Regions from separate parts of the Homo sapiens genome. Here region 2 is linked to region 1. A link is a loop called in an ENCODE intact Hi-C map of the cell type or tissue named here. Cell type or tissue: MCF 10A. All regions are shown on one strand. Links, peaks and the distances in the headings refer to the core of each region. The heading gives the core; the rest is flanking DNA.

What was found. A loop is a pair of places that touch in the nucleus more often than their neighbours do. Peaks named below come from ENCODE experiments on the same cell type or tissue, not always from the same donor. Only the 100,000 strongest peaks of a DNase experiment are listed, where the experiment ranks them.
Region 2: a loop joins it to region 1, with 5 times the contacts of the local background. A loop is called at or near these places in 1 of 110 quality-filtered maps.

The regions. Positions count from the first base shown.
Region 1 is chr1:247,677,192-247,683,630 of GRCh38, forward strand. OR13G1 (olfactory receptor family 13 subfamily G member 1) reads right to left here and starts at 2,548. Exons shown (of 2, transcript NM_001005487.2): 1 at 2,449-2,548. In MCF 10A, for the core only: a CTCF peak has its summit at 4,305 (motif pointing right); a DNase peak (open chromatin) is centred at 4,300.
Region 2 is chr1:248,398,329-248,405,464 of GRCh38, forward strand. OR2T1 (olfactory receptor family 2 subfamily T member 1) reads left to right here and starts at 4,720. Exons shown (of 2, transcript NM_030904.2): 1 at 4,720-4,917. RefSeq lists a silencer at 1,926-2,126. In MCF 10A, for the core only: no CTCF peak of the experiment used is centred there; no DNase peak of the experiment used is centred there.

The DNA of each region.
Region 1 (6,439 bases), core at 1,440-6,439:
GAGATTGTGCCACTGCACTGCAGCCTGGGTGACAGAGCCAGACCCTGTCATAATGAAATAAAAATAAAAATAAGAAAAGATAGGACTACTTGAGATTATTATATTCTAAGGTAAGGAATTATTTTGTTGTTAAGTAGTCGATAAGGGAGAAATTTTAGATTTCTGAGAGAGGAAGTAGTATGTGACATACCCCAGTTTTAGAAAGCCAGCCCTGAAGGCATCATAGAGGATGAATTCAGAGGGAGACAGTATTTGTCCATCTTAAATGGAGACTGTGTTTACAGGCACCACCTGGTTTGTAGAACATTATCAATTTAAGTTTAACAATAGGATTTATTTATAATAATGAATTGCCAGAATAAAATGAAAGTGATATAGAATTGCCAGAATAAAATGAAAGTGATATAAAACTACATACAGAAAAAACTTAGACCATTTTGTCTGGCAGGATGCAGTGCACTGCCAAATAAACACTGGCAACCTTTTCCTGGAAGGAGTGAATTGAGGTCACATTCTGTTTACTTACTTTAGAACACCAAACATTTACTAATAATACACAATGATGCTTGATTTATGTGCCATTCACCATGCTATTTTGCTGAATCATGAGGATAAGTTTAAGAATTAATAGGGCCGGGTGCGGTGGCTCACGCCTGTAATCCCAGCACTTTGGGAGGCCAAGACGGGCGCATCACCTGAGGTTGGGAGTTTGAGACCAGCCTGACTAACATGGAGAAACCCCATCTCTAATAAAAATACAAAATTAGCTGGGCATGGTGGCACATGCCTGTAATCCAGCTACTCAAGAGGCTGAGGCAGGAGAATTGCTTGAACCTGGGAGGCGGAGGTTTCAGTGAGCCGAGATCGCGCCATTGCACTCCGACCTGGGCAACAAGAGCGAAACTCTGTCTCAAAAAAAATTAATAATATTTATGTCACTATTTTACATATGAAGTAGTTGGTGAAATTTGGTAGTTATCAAATGTGCTTATTGTCACACAGTCAGACACTGGCGACATGGAAATCTGAATCCAGGGAGTCTAATGACAAAATTCACTCATGTTGCATTTTATAAGCCAATGTTATACCTATGTCAACTCCAACAGCACAGTTTATTCTTATGTATCCATTACATCATTATCATCATCTCCGTCTTCAAGTATTTTCATCTTCATTGTCATAATAAACAATATCGGCACACGTTTAAAGGGCCTATGTTGTCTAAGGCAAGGTACTAAGAACTCCCCACAGCAGCCACTGTGTTTTATGGGGACAGAGTGATACAAATTTCCTCGTACTCTCATATTCCTGAATGACTTCTGTCAGACAGTTTCATTCTAGGCCACTTTCTATTAGGTAGGGCTACGTCAGAGGTGATTCTAGTTCAAGCATCGTTTAAGGAGAATGTTACATTCTCTTCAGCTTAGCTTCACTGTTGAAGTACTAGAAAAGAAGTGAAAGTAGCTACTTCTTAATTTTCTAGGTTTCGAAGTGATCAGAGAGGTAGGAAAGGAAGATCAGTGTGAAGGCAGTATAATAAATTGTAAAAAGAGAAAAGGTGGCGGAGATTAAGGAGAGTCAATACCTGCATACAAATCATGGCCCTACCCTACAAAGGATAATCAACCACTTGGTTAGCCAGGGATTGTCCAAGTTTTGCCACTGAAAGACCCACATCCTAGGAGACCTGTCAGTCTCAGGCAACCTGGGAAAGTTGGTCACCCTAGGACATCTGAAGCCAATGCAATTCCTGTCTGAAAGCATTTTATTCTCTATGTTTGGGAAGACATTATTTTTCACATTTACATTGTTTTCTAAGTTTTGGAAGAAATCTTTTTTTTTTTAAATTCAACTCTGAACATGCCACTCACCATTTTATAGAGTCTGTCACAGATTCTTATATATGTAGGTAGAATATGAACACTAAATGAGTAAATGAAACCCTTGTAAGGTTCTATTTTTGAGAGGCGTTTTAAGCAGCTTGGAGCATCCTGATACAATGAGAAGTTTTGCAAGCTAATTCTTAAACTATTTAGCTAAGTCTTTATGATAATTAAAGAAAGGACATATTCTAAAACAATTTCTCATACATGTCAAGCATTCCCATAACTTGGTAAAGTATGTTAACCTAAATTTAGTTGACTGTCTTTTAAACTCCAACTTTTGCATATTTGATATGAAAGGAAAAATTTTGAAAGGCTGGCAGGCAATATAAATACTTGCATCATCAGTATTTTGATACATTGATAGCATAAAATCCCCTGTTTTGAATTAAAGTACAATCCGCGGATGGATTGTGTGTGTGTGTGTGTGTGTGTGTGTGTGTGTGTGTGTGCGCGCTATGGCTAAAAAGGAATTAAATATGTTACCTGGCTCAAAAATATCCCTACTCAGGCCATGATTTTATGGTAAACTTAAGAATTAGACAGTCTGCCCACAAATACTCACTGTAGTTTTTTGCAGAGTATTGTCATGTTCAAATGGTGACCTGTATTAAATCACTGTAAAAAACTAAAAGTACAGTAGCTCTTGCCAGTTTGCTATCAAATGAGCTCTTTCATGCTTGCTTTAGTATTGGTTTATTTATACTTAAGATCAATGAAAAGCATGGTTCCTGACTCAAGGACAAGGGACCCCAAGGAAGAGCATCTTGAAGTGATTTGCTATTAGTTACATTAAAATGTATCCCAGAGGAACAGTTTTTAAAACCCTGAACTAATTACCAATTATGATGTTCAATCACTTGGTCTTTGTGTGTCAACCTTTTTCTGTGAAGACCAAAAGGTATCCCGAGATAATGTCTTCATGGAGTAGGAAACCTGAATAATGAGACACAGTGGAAATGCTGGTGGGAGATTTAAAGAATAAATGGATGGACATTGTTATAAAAGCAATTACATCTGCTTCGGAGATCTTCTCCCAATATAAACTTAGACAGTGTTAAAAGAAAAATCTTAGACAAGTTAAATTTAACAGAGTTCATTTGAGCAGAGAAAATAAAAAATATTTATGAACCAGATAACATTCAGGACCAAAAGCAGTGCAGAGAGCTTCATCCTACAAGGCGTTGCAGGCAATATTTATAGCTGGAGAAATGGAAATGACATGCGGAAATAACTTGATTGACTAGAGTTCTGTGTTTGCTTTATTTGGATGTTTTGGCAGGTTTCGGCCTACAGTTGGCTGAAGGTTAGGCTGCTATGATTCGCTGAGATTTTGCTACTTGTTATAATGTATGCTCTGAAGTTAGGTTGCAGGTTGTTTACACATTAAGTTAGGTTACAGTTTACCATGTACACAGGCAGATTTAGGACAAACAGTTCAATTTAATAAGAGGAAGAGTGGTAGGAAATGAATTCCAAGATGAAGGTTAAAGCAAAGTTTGTCATTTAGTCCTCTACTCTGTGCAGGCCTGGAGGATCTTACAAATAAAATATGAAATGCAATTTGGTTTTCATTTGTTTAATGTAACACGCAAACCCTTCAGCTAAATTTCTTTCTGAATTGTTTGAAAAACTGTTCTGTACATCCTTTTGCTGTTTATGCATACCCAAACACAAATGCAACTCATCTGTGTGATGTACGCATAATGAAATAACATTGTCTCTATCCCTCTTGCTGAATAGCCTCATAGTTTGAAATGTTCATTAGAATTCAAACACACATTTACATGTTTACCATGTATTTCTTTCTCCTATTTGTTTATCTTAAAGAAAAGTTACATGGGTAAATATCAGATCACTTTAACAGCTTTTTAAAGCTTCCAGACAGTGATCTAAATGCTTATTTCACATTTATTGTAAGCATAGTATTACTAAATATTAGTTAAGTATATCAAACTATCAATATGAGAGCAAGTAAGGGGCAGGAATTATATGTAGTTGTCATCACACGGCCAAATAGAAATTAATCATTTGCCTTTAAAGAGTGTTTGCTGTTGAGCCAGTTGACATAATTTATCTTGCTTTAGTAATATTCTTTACAGGTAAAATAACCTACTCATTTCCACAATGATAAAACATTGTTGTTTTATCGCTTTGAACAAGTACATTAAAATAATACAGAACAGTTGAAGATGTGATGACTGCACAATGAACCAGAATAACATTGAATTAAATGTATTCGTAAATGGGTGGAGAGGAGGTATTTGGTGGAAAAAAAAAAAGCTGAAATACTTGAGCCAATTAAGTCCCTTGACTCCAAACCCATCCCTACGCACTCAGATCTTGGATGCTGGATTGGGTGAACCCTACAACCACATCGCTGTTAGCGTGTTGGCACCTCATGAACTCTGCCAGTAGGGGGCAATAGAGGTAAACTGTAAGACTAGAGGAGAAAAAACAGGTCCCTTCCCTGTTTGCTTCTCCTGGTCTTTTTGGTGAAGTTCTAGAACTTCTAGTATTTTGACTTTTGATTTTAAATACCCCAGGATGATTGGAATTTGCCTTATTCTTATTTTCAGTCTGTCAAATTAAGTCATGTATCATTAGAAGCAATACTGTTGTATGCGCCAGAGAACTGGTTTTATGATCTATTTGTAGTAGAAGGGCTGCCTTGTCATTATCAAAGGTTACTCTTCAGAAAAGTTGCTTGCCTTATTAGCTATGTATTCTAATAGCATAACGACTATACCAACTTTGTTTTGTTTAATTTTTCATGGTATATATTTTTCCATCTTCATTTTGGGTGTTTTCTTCGTGTTCATTTGAGAATGTGTTAAGTGTAATACAGTTTTGTTTTTTAACAAAATCAGTCAGTCTTTATGCTTTAATTTCAGCACTTTAGTTGCCTTTAATTTAATTTCAGACACATTTGTGTTTGCTTTATGAATATATTATTGTTATTTGGCTCATCTATGTTCTTTCTCCCTGTTTTATCTTACTTTATCTTATTTTATTCCACATTTCCATCTATGAGGTGAGTAGTCATGCATTTCTACACCGATTTGAGTGTTTATGCATTTTTGACTTATTATGGTCAAGTAGAAATTACTTATTTTACCACTTTCTAGAGACACTGTGCTTTTAGAACACTAACTACTTTAGTCCCTTCTTTGTATTGTTTTTATAATGGATTATAATTAAACGCATATCTCAAACCCCACCACCCATAACTTTTATTGTTTAATCAGTCTGTATTCCTTTGCATGTGCTCTTATATTGCTTTTTTCATTGTTCTTCCACTCTCCTGCCCATTTTTCCCATTTGGGCCATTTTCTTCTGCCTGCATAACTCTTCTTTTAATGCAAACCTACAGGTTTGCTGACAAGAAATTCTCTCATTCTTTTATGTATTAAAATTTTTTGTTGGTATTAGTTTTGGAAATTATGTTTTCTGGGTATATGATTTTACGTTGACTATTGTTTTATTTAGCACATTAAAGATATACCTAAATTGTCTTATAGCATTCACAGTTTATGTTGAAAAGTCAACTGTCAGTAGTATTGTTGCTTATTTGAACAAAATGTCTTCTTTTCCTCTTATTGCGGCATTTAAGCTTATCTTTAGTTTTAGCAATTTTAGTGTGATGTCTCTAGGATATGATTGAACTTTTATCTTGCTTGAAGCTTGCCAATAATATTTATCTGTGGGTATCATTATTTATGCTGCTTCTGCCCCCCTTTTTAAATCTGTGTTCCTCCCAGGGTGAAAATAACATGCATGCTAGAACTTTTCACTATGGTTTTTATCTTACGTGTTGTACCTTCCAATTATGTTTCTTCTCTTTAAATATTTTTTATTAACTCATATTCAAGCAAGTAATCAGATCGTCTACTGGATCTAACATTCCGTCAATCCCAAACTATTAGCTGTTAACTTCAGGTAGAGTATTTCATGCTTTTATAATTCTATTGAATATTAATTTTAGACATATGTATTTACTTCTAATATTTCTAGTTTTTCTATCTGCATCTTTTCATCTCTCATCTCTATTTTCATCTCATATTCTCTTCAACATATTAATAATAGCCATATTATTTTATTTGTTTATTGTTGATTCATCAAACTTTTATTAAATAAAATTTACTGTATTGTAAAAAGGGAATTTGGGGTAGTTTCTTCAATGGCACAGTTATACAAGGTAGCTGCAGACTGATCTCTAGATCTTTTTTTTCCATTTTTCGAATTTTCTTTGCCTATTTCCCAATCTCTTATCCCCTGAACACACACAGACACACACACACACATCCCTACACACTTTGTGTCCCTTTATGGGGACACACTTACAATAGTCACTTACTATGCAAGTTTACAAGTTTATGGCTAGGGAGGACACTGAAGAACAAATGCTTTTATATACCTTTAGTGGGCTTTTTTCCACATTTTTCAAGAACACAAGACATTGCTATTAACTATGGTCACCGTGTTCTACAATATATTTCTTTAATTCATTCCTTCTATCCAACTGGAATTTTTCATCCTTTGACAAGTATCTCCCC
Region 2 (7,136 bases), core at 2,050-7,049, 720 kb after region 1:
GCCATGAATCTCAAATAAAGTGGAATGAATAAATAAATAAATAAAATGATTTTTTCAAAAGAAGTTAAATAAATGAATAGTAAAAATATAAAAGTTGGCCGAGTGCAGTGGTGCATGCCTGTAATTCCCACACTTTGGGAGGCCAAGGCATATGGATCACCTGAGGTCAGGAGCTCGAGGCCAGCCTGTCCAACATGGTGAAACCCCATCACTACTGAAAATACAAGATTAGCCAGGCGTGGTGGTGTATGCCTGTAGTCCCAGCTACTCGGGAGGCTGAGACAGGAAAATCACTTGAACCCTGGAGGTGGAGGCTGCAGTGAGCCAAGATCATGCCACTGCACTCCAGCCTGGGCAAGACAGAGTGAGACTCTTGTCTCAAAAAAAAAAAAAAAAAAAGTTGAAGTTAAAAAAATTAATTAACCTTTCTAGGAAAAACAACAGAAAACATTAAATCTAGTCCTTTTACATCAGAATTTCCAGATCTGTGTGTTTGTGTTTATTTATTTATAGATAGATGAAATGATTGATATATAGATGTGAATTGATAATATAAAAAATGATAATATTTTTGAGGTGCAACTTAACAAAATCAAAACTTTAAAAATATTCACACAAATGAATTAAATAATATTGACTGAGGAAAAGTCGATGAAGAAAACTTCCAAAATCTATACTCAAATTAGACATAAGGATTTAATCAGCACATTATTTTTTAGTCCCCTGAATTAAAACTGTATGTATGTTATAAAAATGGAGCATTAATTAAATAATATTGAGCATATCCATAAAGTATAGTACTTTGTGGATAGTGCATGCTACGTTTGGGAGAATATTTCACATCGGGGCACTTTTTATGTTGTATTTTGTGAACAATGCAAATTGTGGAATTACATGTTAACCCACAGACACTCATCACACACACATATATGTTGTTGTGTAAATGCCATATCTATTTATAGTGTTTAAGTTTCTGCATGTGTCTCTCTGTTGGTTCTCTACCTCTTGTTTAGTTACATAAAGCTCTTGTAGTTTACTGGTACATACACACACATACCCACGAACATACACACAAACAAACACATACAGTATAAATGCAATTTTGTAAGGATAATCATCTCTATGATGTGTTTTCGATAACCCTATCTGGTATTATGTTTTTCCCGATGGGTATGCGTTACCTTTATGCTCAAATAAAATAATAATTATTAAACTACCAACAAACATAACAGATGTTATGTTATTAAAATATAATAGAAATAAAGCTACTTTTTATCTTTTTAATGGCTTTCCACATTTGTTCCCACATTTCTCTGTGAGGAAGAGCTGCTGGCAGAACTTTCTGATGAAACACTCAGGAAATCAGTTTTACACTTTGAAGCACAGGAGTTGAAACATGTTCTCAAAGCCCATGTCACTTAAATGTTCACTGTTTTCCACCCCATCAATACACTTCTCATTAGCTGTAATAAGTCCGTCTCATTAAAGTCTCCTGAGATCCAAAAGGAAGAAACTTGCTCTTTCCCAGAGCACTTCATTCCATGTCCCTCAAAGAAAACTATTTAAACTCATGCCTCTTTTCAATCTGGGCGCTCCCTTGTCGCTCCAGGGATCTCAAAAGCAGAACACCCAGAATAATTCGGCACTCTTTACTGGTCTGCTGCTTTCTTCCTGCATTTTTAGTTTTTCAGACCTGTTTAGTTGCTAAATATTTCCCTGTAAAGATAAGAAATAGACATTATTACATGTTTCTAGAAGGCTGGAGAATTTATGCAATTTGTCCTGGCAATGCAAATTGTTTCAAGGATTTCTAAGGTGGCATTTATTTGTTTGGCTTAATAATACTTCCTTCTGCAGAGTTATATTACAAAAATAGCTCCTAATAAACTTGTTGCATGTCTCTCTTTGTCCTAACTCCATCATCAGTTGCTAAGGATACCTTCAGTCATGCCAAGTTCATAAATCCAAATTAGAAATCTATGCATACTGGATCTTCAGGGTAACATGCTGACAGCACTTTGGCATCCAGATGGCCTAGATGTTGAAGGATTTCCTGTTGTGGGTACCAATGACTATGAATTGCTTTGTGTGTTTTCTTCTTGGTATAAGTTAGATGAGAATTTAAGTCTACTAAATCTAATCATTTTTCCTTCTAGCAAAATATCACCTTCAACCTTCTAAAAAGTCTTAGTTCTTCATCGCTTGTTTAGTTACATAAAGTTGTTGTAGTTTGCCAGTAAGTTTTTGATTTACTAAATTATACATAACCTTCTCTATCTACTACTCTGAATGGCTATCCTGACAGATTCAGCTCTCTGTAAGTGACAGATAATCATCTTTTGTTGGAATACAGTTTGGAATAAAATTAGATATTTGGATAATTTTTATGAAAATTATGTATATTGTATTCCTTGATGTCTACTTAGTGATGTGTGTCACATGCTGTTTTGAGTGGGTGGCATTCAGATTGCATGGATGAGAGGAGATATGAGAAATGTGAGAACATATAGAACACATGAATACATTACTTTATGAAGCTCTTTGAAAATTAAATAATTGGATTTAATAGTTAAGGTTTTGTCTAAATGATGCAACATCCCTCAGTAAAATTAGGCAATTAAAATGGATCATCTAGGAGCTTCTGCTGTACTTAGACTCACTTTGTTTGTTCCACTCTTCCTATTCCCTTAATGAAAATCCAGGTCTTTTGGAATTATGCAGGAATTTCACAGGTAAGAAGTCAAATGCTGATGAGCACCTAGACTGACTCCTCCTCATAGTAGCACTTTAAATATTTGGTGCATATGCAAATGACCGGGTTGCCAGAACATTTCATTGTGGTCTGACTGAATTTACGTTCTTTATATGACATAAACAAGATTTACGTAAACTGGATCTAAGAAAGTTGAGGCAGAGTTGTCTGCAACTCCTGGGCTGGAAATCTCAGGCACAAGTATAATGAGGAATGACTGTCCCATTCCCTCCATGCCAAATGCAAGTGCATTGAGAAAAAGAGTGCCTGTCTGATTATCTGTGGGAATTACATGGAGTGAGTGTTGTAAATCTCAGGTAGAAGGATGCCATTGAGTGTAACAGTGCAAAGAATCTTTTCTTAAATGTTTGCTGCTTTTCTTAAAAAAATAATTTAAGCAAACTTTAGTCTTATGAATTAGATAGGATAAGGACAATACTGTTCGAAAGGCACAAAAGATCTAAAGGAAAAACCTGTACTTACTCCTAGTTTCTAAAGTACAGACTATGAACCAGGCTTCCTGAATCTCTGAACAGTGCATTGTCTTTATCTCCTTCCCCTCGTTTTACAGATAAGAACACTGATGATTGGAGAGTTGAAGATGCTTGCATTAAAGACACAGAGCTGACGTAAGGCAGACTCCTACAGGCATTCTAATTTCCAACATAGACTCGTTGCCTGACTGTCAAACGTGCAAGCATTTTAAAAATCCTTTTTTCCACAATGATTTCAAAGAATGTGCAGACACCTGGATTTCTCAGATCCACTTTGCCAGTGATTCACAGGCATTTTTTTAGTGTCCATCACACCAAGCATAAAATAAACTCTCATCAGAAATAACAGGTCTCTCTAGTAGAGGGGTTTATTCTAGTGTGTAGTCTCTTTATGGGTCTTGTAGGAGGTGTGTGTGGGTTGAAGAATGTGGTTCTAAGTTACTCTAAAATTGTCAGAGTACATTAGTGCTTTATTATCTAATAATTGTATGATTATTATTTCAATATGAGTTCATTCTTAATGATTCCAACTTTTTGAAATACTAAACAGAATTTAGGAACACGGAGAAAAACTAGGAACATATATTTTTGTATTTAGTCTCAAAATTGCACAGCACTGTATTGACCTGTCTTGAGAACTTCTCATGTGAAAAGGTAACTGTAAGTTTGAATGTGTATGTAATGACTCAATGTGTCTGCGATAACAACAGAAAAGTAATATTGCCAGTGTATTCTGTACAGGAAAAACCACACCTACAGTAATCTGTTGAAATTGAGGTATTATATTCTAAAATAGACATTGCAAAAGCTATCCCCAGTAAATACCTGGAAGTTGAGCACTTTGGAAAAAAATTCATACATGAATGCATAAAATAACTGGAGAAGTGTGACCGGTATAGAGAAGGAGGACAGAAAACCTTGTAGTCATATTCACATTATGAAATGTTGAATGTTGCAAAGAGAGAAAACTGGTTCCAAGCAGATTCAGAAGGCAAGGAAGAATCCTGCATGAAGCAGCTTTAATTTAAGCTAATGCAGAGCTTCCTAACAAGGCTGCTGCATTGAAGGAGCATGGAGCTTGCTCTTTTCTTTGGCAGAAACTTCACCAGTGGTCATAGGGAAGCAAGCAAAGGCTGCAACTTACAAGTTAGGAATTATCTTGTCACTTGATTTAAAGGATGGGCTTGGAGATCATCACAGTCCTGGGCAAGCATTGTGTCCTACCTTCAAACTGTAGTGATGTGGGAGGAAAATATTTGCGGCCATCCCTACTCAACCAACATGCACGCCTTATAAAATAGTACAGAATATTTACAAATGTCAGGATAACATAAATGCATTGATTTATCTCTTGGTGTACGGTATTATGCAATAAAAAATAGTTTAGGTAGGCCTAAAAGACAATTTTATCCAATAAAATTATGTCTATTTTATCCACTAACTTTTTAAAAATAATTTTCTCAAAATTTGCAGGCCAAGCATACTTCTGCTCTTCAAAGGCATTTAGATGTTCTGCAAGCTTAATTGAAATGCACAGTTTTTTCTGAGAATTTCTACTAAGTAACAATCCTTTCAAGTCAAAGGATACTTGGGGGAAAAGATAGACTTTAACTGCTGATGTAACTTCACTGGGAGCACCTGGGTTTACAGACCTTTTCTGAAGATCAGGAGGTATTTGCAATTTAAATTCATAGATTTTAGTTGAATATGTAGATTGCTTAAATGAGAGATTGAGAATTTGCACCCATTTACCAATAGTTTTGAAATAATTTGCAGATATCTTACATTTTACTTGGTATTGTATAAAATATTTGCACCTGTAACTATAAATTTCTTATTTGATTCTTAAAGTAACCCTGAATGTTTATTATATCAATTAATATAAGCAGATACTGAGGCTCAGGGTGTTTAGGAAGATAATCCAAGGTCACAGAATTAATTAATGTCGTGACCAGAGGAAGAACTCAATTCATTTAATTCTAAATTTTGTTTTACTGTATGTTGCCTTCATCATTTCAGAAACAAATGCCTATATAAAGTCACAGAATCATTCCAAACATTTTCTGATTATTTTTATGTGTACTAAACCATAGCAAAGCTGTATGATCTATGCCCAGGAGATATTCAACAAGTATAGTTACTTATTGTGCTCACTCTAGTGAGAGAGCAGATAATAAATTTAACAAAACATTTTACTTAAAATCATAATTTACTTTGAGGAGGGCTTGTTCTCTGATAAATTAGATCTTTTGTATGCAGATAGGAAAAGTAAGGCCACTTGGCTGCAAAATGGAGTAGACTTTAGAATTTCCCTTTGCATTGCTAGGTTTGCAGGGCTAGCTGGCCATAGAAAAAGCTAGAACCACAGAAGAGTTACATATATACATATATAAATCTATGGGAGGAAATTATGAATGTATATACTTATATATATATATATAATGGATAAAAGATCATCCTTTATATTCTTGAAGTTTGTTGTGGATTTTACTGTAACCTGAAATTGTATAAAACAGTCCCTCAGTTTTTCTTAATTGCCAGAGCTACGGAAAAATTCCAATTTCCAAAAATCATCGGTGAGTTATACCTCAATATGTATGTCCCTGTGCTATTACATATACGTGTGTGTGTGTGTGTATAAAATGGGAGTAAGGGTGAACAGACAGCAGAGACCACTGTTTGACTTTGTGAAGCAGCACATGATTTTCCCTCTGTTTCTGGTGTCTTATCGCATGATAAAAGTCAAACCGAAAATGTAGGAAGTGTGGAAGTAGCTGAAATACTGCTAATATTTAGGCTGCGACATAAACTGGAGAGGAGTTTCCCTTTAGAAATATATTTTTATAGGTTCCATTAATGAAACCTAAAAAAAGTAAAATGAGGGAGGTTGTAAGTAATGATGACATTGTACATAGTATCATAAAAATGTATAAAACCTGACACCAAATATTCTGAATTAGCAAAATATACATTATATATATATATAAAATATACATATGATGTATCTATGTGTACATTTTTATATATGTGTGTATATCTGTACACATAGTTTATATCCATAAAACAGCAATCCTGATTATAATAATTTATGTGATCTACTCTCAAGTATGACTAATTTTCATTAGTCACATTAGTTATTACATTGTTAACAATTTAGCAGGTTCACATGCTTGGTACATTTTATTTGCTAATTACAGTAAATGTCTAGCTGCTATTCCCATATAAAGCTTCCTATATACACAATGCCATGTGTATGAATATATAATGAATTGAGACTATCTAGTCCAAACACTCCTGGCACTAACAGACCCCGTGACCACCAACACGTTACCCTCAATGCTGTCATTGGTGAGAGGGGCTTTTATAGCTCCTCACTTCTTAGTTTTATTGTGAAGATCAGGGAGTCAATAGTTACAAAGTACTTCTTAGCATGACACTTTGCAAAATAAACTCCACGATGTCATCATCATTATTCTCAATAGCAACTTCTTTTTCTGGGCAATTGACTCAAATGCTAATATTTTTAGAATATTTAGAGGAGCACTAGACTAGTTTGATCAATTTTACTCCCAAATATGTTGGTAAAATGTCTTTCTTGGGACACTTTTAGCCTTAAACAATGTGAAAAATCATCCTTTACTTCCATGAAGTTTGTTGTGGATATTTGTTTCTTTATTGTAACCTGAAATTGTATAAAACACACTCAGTTTTTCTTAATTATGAAGAACTATGAAAAATTCTAATTTCCAAAAATAATCAGTGAATTATAGCTCAATGTTTACGTCCCTGTGGTATTTCCTCTGAATATTAATTGCTAATACTGATTTCTAATGGTCATGCTAATCATAATCCTAATGCTAATTCCTCATCATCTTAAAATTGAAAATAAA